Regions from separate parts of the Mus musculus genome. Here region 2 is linked to region 1. A link is a contact called in ENCODE POLR2A ChIA-PET data. All regions are on one chromosome and are shown on one strand. The core of a region is the stretch at or near the end of the contact, and the rest is flanking DNA. Distances in the headings are between cores, read along the strand shown.

The links. ChIA-PET counts read pairs that join two places held with the same protein, here RNA polymerase II (POLR2A).
Region 2: POLR2A ChIA-PET joins it to region 1 with 31 read pairs in embryonic stem cell. The contact joins the promoter of Chadl here to the promoter of Rbx1 in region 1. POLR2A ChIA-PET finds 5 or more read pairs at or near these places in 4 of 5 experiments (Patski and embryonic stem cell).

The regions. Positions count from the first base shown.
Region 1 is chr15:81,464,658-81,468,758 of GRCm38, forward strand. Rbx1 (ring-box 1) reads left to right here and starts at 1,659. Exons shown (of 5, transcript NM_019712.3): 1 at 1,659-1,793; 2 at 3,498-3,576. The coding sequence starts at 1,716.
Region 2 is chr15:81,695,307-81,699,407 of GRCm38, forward strand. Chadl (chondroadherin-like) reads right to left here and starts at 1,981. Exons shown (of 6, transcript NM_001164320.1): 1 at 1,923-1,981; 2 at 544-718. The coding sequence starts at 1,930.

The DNA.
Region 1 (4,101 bases), core at 409-2,908:
TTCTGTAGCATGTATTGCCACCTGAGACACCTTGATATAGTTGTTGATCTGTGTTTATTTCCTTACTGAGTTGACTTCACTGTGGCTTTCCTGTTTAAAGCAGAACCCAGTGTAGCTGAGCATGGTGGTTCTCCTCCCTCTATCCCTAGCACTTGGGAGGTAGAGGCAACAGAATTGCTCAGATTTCAAGGCCAGCCTGGGCTACAGAGTGAGGCCCTATCTCAATAATAATAATAATAATAATAATAATAATAAACCAAAAATTAAAAGACGAAGTAACATACTCAGGATAGTTGTTGACGAATGGATAAATATGTCCTCAGTATCTTAATTAACTATGGGTTTCTAGCATCCCTTAGGGGGTCTGTAGACACATAGACCAATGACAGATTTAGTGTGGGAGGTAGAACTTGGGCAGACACACACACACCTTGCAGGGCTCTCACAAGTCTCTGTGCAAGTTAAAACTGTGGTGGTATTCAGGATGTATTGCCCTGCTTAGCAAGTGCATCAATGACACACCGCATTACACACCAGCAAGTATTTCTTTTAACAGAACATTTCAGGACAGGCAGTGGTGGCGCATGCCTTTAATCCCAGCACTTGGGAAGCAGAAGCAGGCAGATTTCTGAGTTCGAAGCCGGCCTAGGTCCAGTCCTGAGTTCCAGGACAGCCAGGGCTACACAGAGAAAAACCCTTTCTGGGGGGGGGGAGGGGCACATTTCCGGTAAAACCCTTTTTGTTGTACTGTTGAGGGAACTAGAACACACAGGAAATTCAAGGGTGATGTATTCTAGTCATAACTCCGCAAATTTAGGAGACAAAACAGCGGAGGGCTGGACTAATCATGGAAGCTTACAAAACGTATGTGTTCTGTAGCTCGATGGTAATGACCGGTAAGAAAATCAGAATGCCTCACCAGAACTCAAGTTCAGCCACTACAAATGTACTAATTTAATCGTAGCACAGTAGCAAAACTCGATAGGAAATGAGGAGAAAGGAGGACCATTTAGAACTGGCTGGTTATGGGATTTACTATGGCATCCCCATCACCTTTCCTGTGAGAAGATAAAGGCAAAGTTGCAGAATGCCTGCTCTGTTTGCTCCTGGGCCTCTTCTCTCCCTATCAAATAATTTCCCAATCTGAAATTGATAACGCAGACGGTGACCAGGCCTTGGTAAGCCGGGCCACAGGCCTCCAGAGAGACACCGCCTGGCTCCGAAGCCGACCACGGTCAGCAGAAGGCCGGTTTGGAGTTTCGGGTTTCCAAAGACCAGCCCATGCCCTTTGCAACCACGGACTCGGGGGCAGCTCTGTGGATCTGGACCAGGGCTTAAGTCCTGGGGCAGAAGAAGGAAGCAGCCGCCGCCCCAAATGAAGGAGTCAGACCACAGGGCTTCCCAGAATGCGAGAAGCATCGAGACCTCACGGACGTTCCCACCGGTTGGCTCCCTTCTCTCGGCCCCGCCCGGCCCCGCCCGGCCCCGCCTCAATCACTCCAGCCTCCTCCCCAGCTGAGAGAGATGGGGAGGAGGGGGGCGGGAAACCTCCGCCTGCGCCTTTAAGGGGCGTGACCGCAGGCTCCGCCCCTTCTCCACGCTCGCGCCAATGAGGGGAGGGGTGCGGGAGGAGGCGCCTGGTGTGCGGGGCAGGCGGCGGAAAGTGAGCCGGTGCGCAGGCGCAGTGGTCACACGACAGACTGTGTGTTTCCAAAATGGCGGCGGCGATGGATGTGGATACCCCCAGCGGCACCAACAGCGGCGCGGGCAAGAAGCGCTTTGAAGTTAAAAAGGTTGGGCTCGCCAGCGCCTTCCTCAAGGAAGCTAGGGAGGCGCGGATATGGCTGGCAGGCCCGAGGAAGAGCTAGGCGCGGGGGAAAGGGCTTCATTTCAGGGCGTTCCTGGGACCGGGCACCAAGAACGGAAGCCGGGGGGCGGGCCTAGGGTTGATCGGCATGCTGGTGGCCCAGTGTCTGGGGCCCTATTAGTCTTGCTGGGGAAGCTGTGGGGCCAATCGCAGAGCTGCTTACTGAAATACGCGAGGTTGACTTCGATGCGGGAGCCAAGCGCTTGAGCTGTCACTGAAGTGACTGAGAGGTGGGGGAAGGACAGGGTGGGGTGGGTGGGATGCAGACTCGTGAAGAGACTGCGGCGGGTGGAGGATGGGGCCGTGCGGAGAACCCCGGGAACGTGAGATGACAGCGCAGAGGGGCTCTGCCGGTGTTCTTGCTCCGCCCCTTCCTGGATCCTAGAATCTATTGACTCCGAGGGACCTGGCGTGGGCCCTCGATTGTATGGCGGCCTCCATTGGCCTCTAAACCCACAGTCAAGTGTAAAGCTTGGTTCTAACGAGATGGCTACTAGTTGTCACATAGCATCTGCCACTCCAGTGGTTCTCTGATGTCCCTGTACACTTCTAACACAAAATGATAATTTAAAAGCCTGGTGGGCTTTGTTTTAAAAGCAAGCCCAGAACTTGTGCCATTTAAGAAGGTGGAGTACTAATTGCTAATGACCTGAGAACAGAAAAACAAAAATATGAAACGTCCTTTTGTATGCCGTTCCCCTTCATAGTTTGCTAGTCCTTTAAAAGTGTTGATTCCTACCTAAGATTACACAGATCTGTTAAAAATGAAGATCTTGAAGAGGGCAAGGTGTTTTCTTTTTATGGATTATTTTTGGAACGTGTCGCTGAGAATATCCCTCACCCCACCCCCTTTTTGTGTCATCTCATTGTGGCCACTGCTGCTCAGTTACAGCCTGCAGCCATTATGAAAAATAAAAATGTAATGTAGAATTTACTAAACTCTTATGCTTGAATTTGGAAAGTCAAACCAAAGTAGTCCTTGAAAAGGGTGCCTTGTCTAACATAAGAAGTCTTAGGTCGACTTACTGGAGCTAACAAAGTAATTGTTTGGATATATGAACGTTGAGAACATCAGTTTACTTGGTAAGAGGAAAAGAAAATCGCAGTGGATTCTACTTTGCTTGCAGTGCTCTTTTAAGGTTTAAGTGATGACCTCGTTCTGTGTACTGAAACTGGGTAGGTAACTTGCTATCCAGCTTATCCTGTGATTATCCACTTAGTGGTCCATTTATTATCTTAGTTCAGTCTGTTCACTTCCTTGCCTCTGAGTCCAAAACTTTGTGGAGAGCCCGTGCTTATGCAGATTTTGAGTTCTTCCACAGCTGTCAGGGAAAGCTGTACAGAAAATAGTACTAATATTCTCACGTTGGTTTGGCTAGCTAAATTATTTTACATTATATATAAAAAATTGAAGATACCCATGTTCATATACTTCATCTTTCAAGGAATGGGGAAGTGTACAGGTGGTCTGCTGTTGTCCTCTGATATAGTCCAAATAGTATAATCCAAAAACATCCTTTCTTTGGTAGGCCCTGTGGCTGGGGCGTTGGTAACTGAAGCTGCAAGCTGAAGTCCTAATGAGCTGTTAGATTACAAGGAAAATGCATTGTTTCCCCTCTTCTCCTTGCAGTGGAATGCAGTGGCCCTCTGGGCCTGGGACATTGTGGTTGATAACTGTGCCATCTGCAGGAACCACATTATGGATCTTTGTAAGTAACTCGGGGCAGATGGGAAGAAGTTGAGAAGGTTACAGAAATGGTGGTCATCCTGGTGTGCCCAATTGTCTTCTTTACCAGTGAATACAAAGCAGGCTCAGAACCCTTAGGCACTTGTGTATCTCATCCATTGGTGTGTTTGAAGTAGATTGTTTTGTGGTTGTTTGTGGAGACAGAGTTTTTTGTGTAGCCCTAGCTCTACTAGAACTCACTTTGTAGTAGACCAGGCTGGCCTTGAACTAGAGATCCACCTGCCTCTGCCTCCTGAATTAAATTGTTTCTTTTCTTTTCTTTTTTTTTTTTTTTTTTTTTTTTTTTGTGGGGTTTTTTTTTTTTTTTTGTGGGTTTTTTTTTTTTCTTTCTTTCTTTTTTTTCCCCCCAGACAGGGTTTCTCTGTGTAGCCCTGGCTGTCCTGGAACTCACTTTGTAGACCAGGCTGGCCTTGGACTCAGAAATCCACCTGCCTCTGCTTCCCAAGCGCTGGGATTAGAGGCGTGCACCACCACCGGTTAAGTTGTT
Region 2 (4,101 bases), core at 731-3,230, 230 kb after region 1:
ATCATCTTTCCGAGTCTCTTTAGCCACAGAGCAGCCCTTACTGTGATCCGTTTCTTCTTGCCTTACTTACCCATTAGTTCATAACACCACCGGGCAAAAAAGTTTCTTATCCAGACACCCCCCGCCCCAGTTCACCCCAGGACCTGACACAAATACATTATTATTTGCAGGTCATCTAGGTATCTCAGCCACACGAAAAGGATTTTAAATAAATTATACTGCTATTGGCTTGTTTAGTTTATTTTTGTTGTTGCTATTTGTTGTAAACCTGGGTCTGGTTAGCTTGGACCTCACTCTGTAGACCAGGCTGGTCTTGAACTCAGAGACCTGCCTGCCTCTGCCTCCTGAGTCCTGGGGTTAAAGGTGTGTGTGTCATTGGATTTGGCCCTCACTGGTTATTTTTCTTCCCATTCAGACCTAGATAACCCAGGCTCAAGAAGCAGGAACCAGCCAGCCAGTGGTAGAGCCATTGGTGTAGCCCAGGCTCCTGCCACTCTTTCTTGCCACACTGCCAACCCATGCCAGGATTTTCCCTCTCCTGACCTCAGGGATGGTGTTTGGCACCTCGGTGAGGTTCTGGTGCCGGCAGGTAACATGCCGTCTTGAGTTGTCGCAGACACAGGTCTGTGGGCATCGCTGGGCAGCTACGTGCCAGGCTGGGCTCTGGAGCAACACCATGAACAGCAACAGCATAAAGACCCAGATGGAGCTCTGGGGCCTGGGAGAGAAGGGAGGAAGGGGCGGGGGAGAGAGAGAGACAGAGAGAAACAGACAGAGTGCTGCTGTCCATGGGGAACACCAATGCTAGTGGGCACTGAACCCCTGACCCAGGACAGCCCACTCCGGACTCAGGCCTTCATTCTCTGGGCACAGGAAAGTGCTACGGCTTGGTTCTCTTCCCTCACGTCATATGGGGGGAGGGAAGAGGAGCTTCTGTTATCAGCCCTGGTTTGGCAGCAGGAGGGAAGGCCCAGACCTAGCCCAGGTTTTAGGGTGGACTAGGAGGTCCAGATGCTGAAGAGCCTGAGAGATGCTGTCTCGGTAAAGCAGGCAGCCCAAGCCTCTGTGCCTGCTTCCCCTTTGTCCTCGTGTTACCTGAGTCCACACAGCTGACTGGCCTGTGACAGGGGAACTGAGGGCCTGAGTTATGTACTACGGGGGAGGTGGCAAGGTAGGTCTCATGTCTATTTATTGATGCACCCACCTACCTGTCCATCTCTCCACCTTGCAACTCCAGCCACTTGCCCATTTCTTCTTAGGGATGATTGTTGCCACCATGGCTCTCCTGGCCTCTTCCCACCCCTGTTCCACCCAACAGCCAGAGGGAATTTTCCAGAAACCTCCCTAGTGTCTCGCTGTCCCTGTGAGTGAAAAGTCCCAAATTCCTGGTGCCTCAAGAAGAATGTCTAGATTCTCCAACACACACCTTGAGTGGCACCACTGTTCAAACCGAGCAGCAGCGAATTCACTCAGCTCCCCCTGGTATATGCTTGGGTCGCAGGTAAGTTCTGAGCTGCCTTCCCTGATCCCACGGACCTCCCTGTAGTTGCTCCCAGGATTGTTACTGTCTGGCTTTGTCTCCTTTTAGTCCCAGAAGTCACCCCTTTCTCAGCGCTGACGGCCTTCTCTAGATTCTGGCTTGAGGGTCAGGGTAGGAAGGAGGCCTATTAGGCTGATAACTGAAGAGGAAAAAGGTTCAGGGCGAAGAGGACTGCCACAGATCCCACTTCATAAGGCTACAAAGCACTACCCCCACAGGATGCACAGGCACAGCTACCTCTGGGGTTGGTTTAGGGGCCACCTCTGGGGAACCTCAGGTACAGGAGGATCCCGTGGCTCCATAGCTGGCCTCTCAGAGGCACAAGCAGATAACTGACCCTCTCTAGCCATCTAGTTCTAACTCCCTGGGCCCCAAAACTCACCTCTCCATGCCGACTGGAACTGCCAGCCTTGTCTGGAGGCCCCACACAAGGGAAAGACCAGGGACAGTCCTTGCCTGGCCACCGGCAGTACCCACCCCCCTTTGCCCATGGGCTTGGCAGCCAGGACCGAGCTGAATGGGAAGCATTGTAAGCAGCCCAGCCGAGCTGGGGCTTCCCCAGCCTGTGGGCAGGGGGTGGGAGCAGAGGCTGGAGTTACAGGCTGCCATTGCAGCACAGGCTTAACAACGTGGCTCAGGCCTGAGTCCTTGGACTGGCCGGTGGGCATGGGTGGCGATGGAGATGGGGGGGGTGGTGTCTGGAGGAGCCTTTTGGTGGGTGAGCATCACTGGGCTCCTGTGGACTCCGCGCGACCCTAGGAAGAACTATTCAGCAACTGAAAGTTAAAAGCTAGCTCAGGAGGTTGCTGCAGGAGTTAAGGTAGGAGCCTGGAACCCAGGCACAGGGGAGCCCTTAACTCCTTCCTTTCCGTGAGCTTATGCACTCACACACACTGAAGCTGCTACACACACATAAATCTGTATCCTGCAACTATTCTCCTTCTCATGTGAACGTATTATTGAGGATATCCAAATTGGTGCCTAGCGTTATATCCACTTTCTAATGGATTATATGGTGTTTCATTCTATAAACAGACCTAAGGCGTAAACCAGGTGGTTGTGTACACCTTAGGAGATGGAACTAGAAGGGTTAAAGAACATACCAGACTTACCGGTTCATCTGAGATATTTTACATTTTTTTAGTTTTTTTTTTTTTTTAACTTTATATGTGAGTGGTCTATATGTGTAGAGTGCATTGAAGCATGGCTGGTACCCATAGAGACCAGAAGAGGGCGCCAGAGCCTCCAAAGTAGAATCACAGATATGTCAACCTCCATGTGAGGGATTTGAACCCAGGTCCTCTACAATGAGCCCCCTGTCTAGTCCTGTCTTAGATATTTTTACAGCTCCTCTTCTCCCCTCCCCTTTTTTCTGTTAGTGGAGTTAGAAATTCAAGGCCAGACTTTGGCTACATAGAAAGTTAAAGGCCAGCCTGGGATCACTGAAACCTTGTCCTGAAAATAAAAGGTAGCCGGGCGTGGTGGCACAGGCCTTTAATCCCAGCATTCGGGAGGCAGAGGCAGGCGGATTTCTGAGTTCGAGGCCAGCCTGGTCTACAAAGTGAGTTCCAGACAGCCAGGGCTACACAGAGAAACCCTGTCTCGGAAAAAAAAAAAAAAAGAAAGAAAAAGAAAAAGAAAAGGTGTATTTAAGCATGCATCTCTGGAGGATATATATGTATATATTTCAAAACTTCCAAGGCTGGATATGGTAGTACACACCTTTAGTTCCAGGAACTAACAACCAGACACAGCTACATAGTGTGACACTGTCTAAAAAACAAACCAACCCACAGACACTCTGCATCAAGAGACAGCACAGCTGGATCCCAGCAGACACTCACATACATTTCAGACCCGTGGTTCTGGTGCATGGCAGCTTTCAGTTTTCAGTGTTGTGTAATCCTGGTGTTGTGTAATCCTGGGTGGATTCAAAGTTGCTATGCATCTGAGATGGCTCTTGTCTCTGGCTCCAGCTTTGAAGTGCTGGGACAAAAGGTATGTGCCATCACCACTGAGATACGTAGTTGGTTGGTTGGTTTATTTATTTATTTAGGTTTTTGAGACAGGGTTTCTCTGTATAGCCTTGGCTGTCCTGGAACTCACTCTGTAGACCAGGCTGGTCTTGAACTCAGAAATCTGCCTGTCTCTGCCTCCCAAGTGCTGGGATTAAGGGCGTGCGCCACCACTGCCCAGCATGCCTGGGTGTATTTTAAGAATGTCTCACATAGCCCAGGCTAGCCTTCAATACACTGTAGCCAAGGAGTACTCAGAACACAAGATCCTCATCCTTTGACTCACAACGACTGGGATAAAAGGTGTATGCCTATCTCAAGGCCAGGGGGCAGGGATGTAAAAAACTAAGCCTTTCCTATTGCTACAAAATATCCAATGTATGGATGAATATACCACAAACATACTAAATGTAAGTGAGCTTAACTACTCATCTCCTCCACCTCCGTTTTATATCCAACGGAAGTCCCGTCGGCTCTGTGGCAGAGGACCTCCCTTGTATGAGCGGCTTTGCTTTGTTCAGCTTAGTCCTCTGGCGGATGCGACAC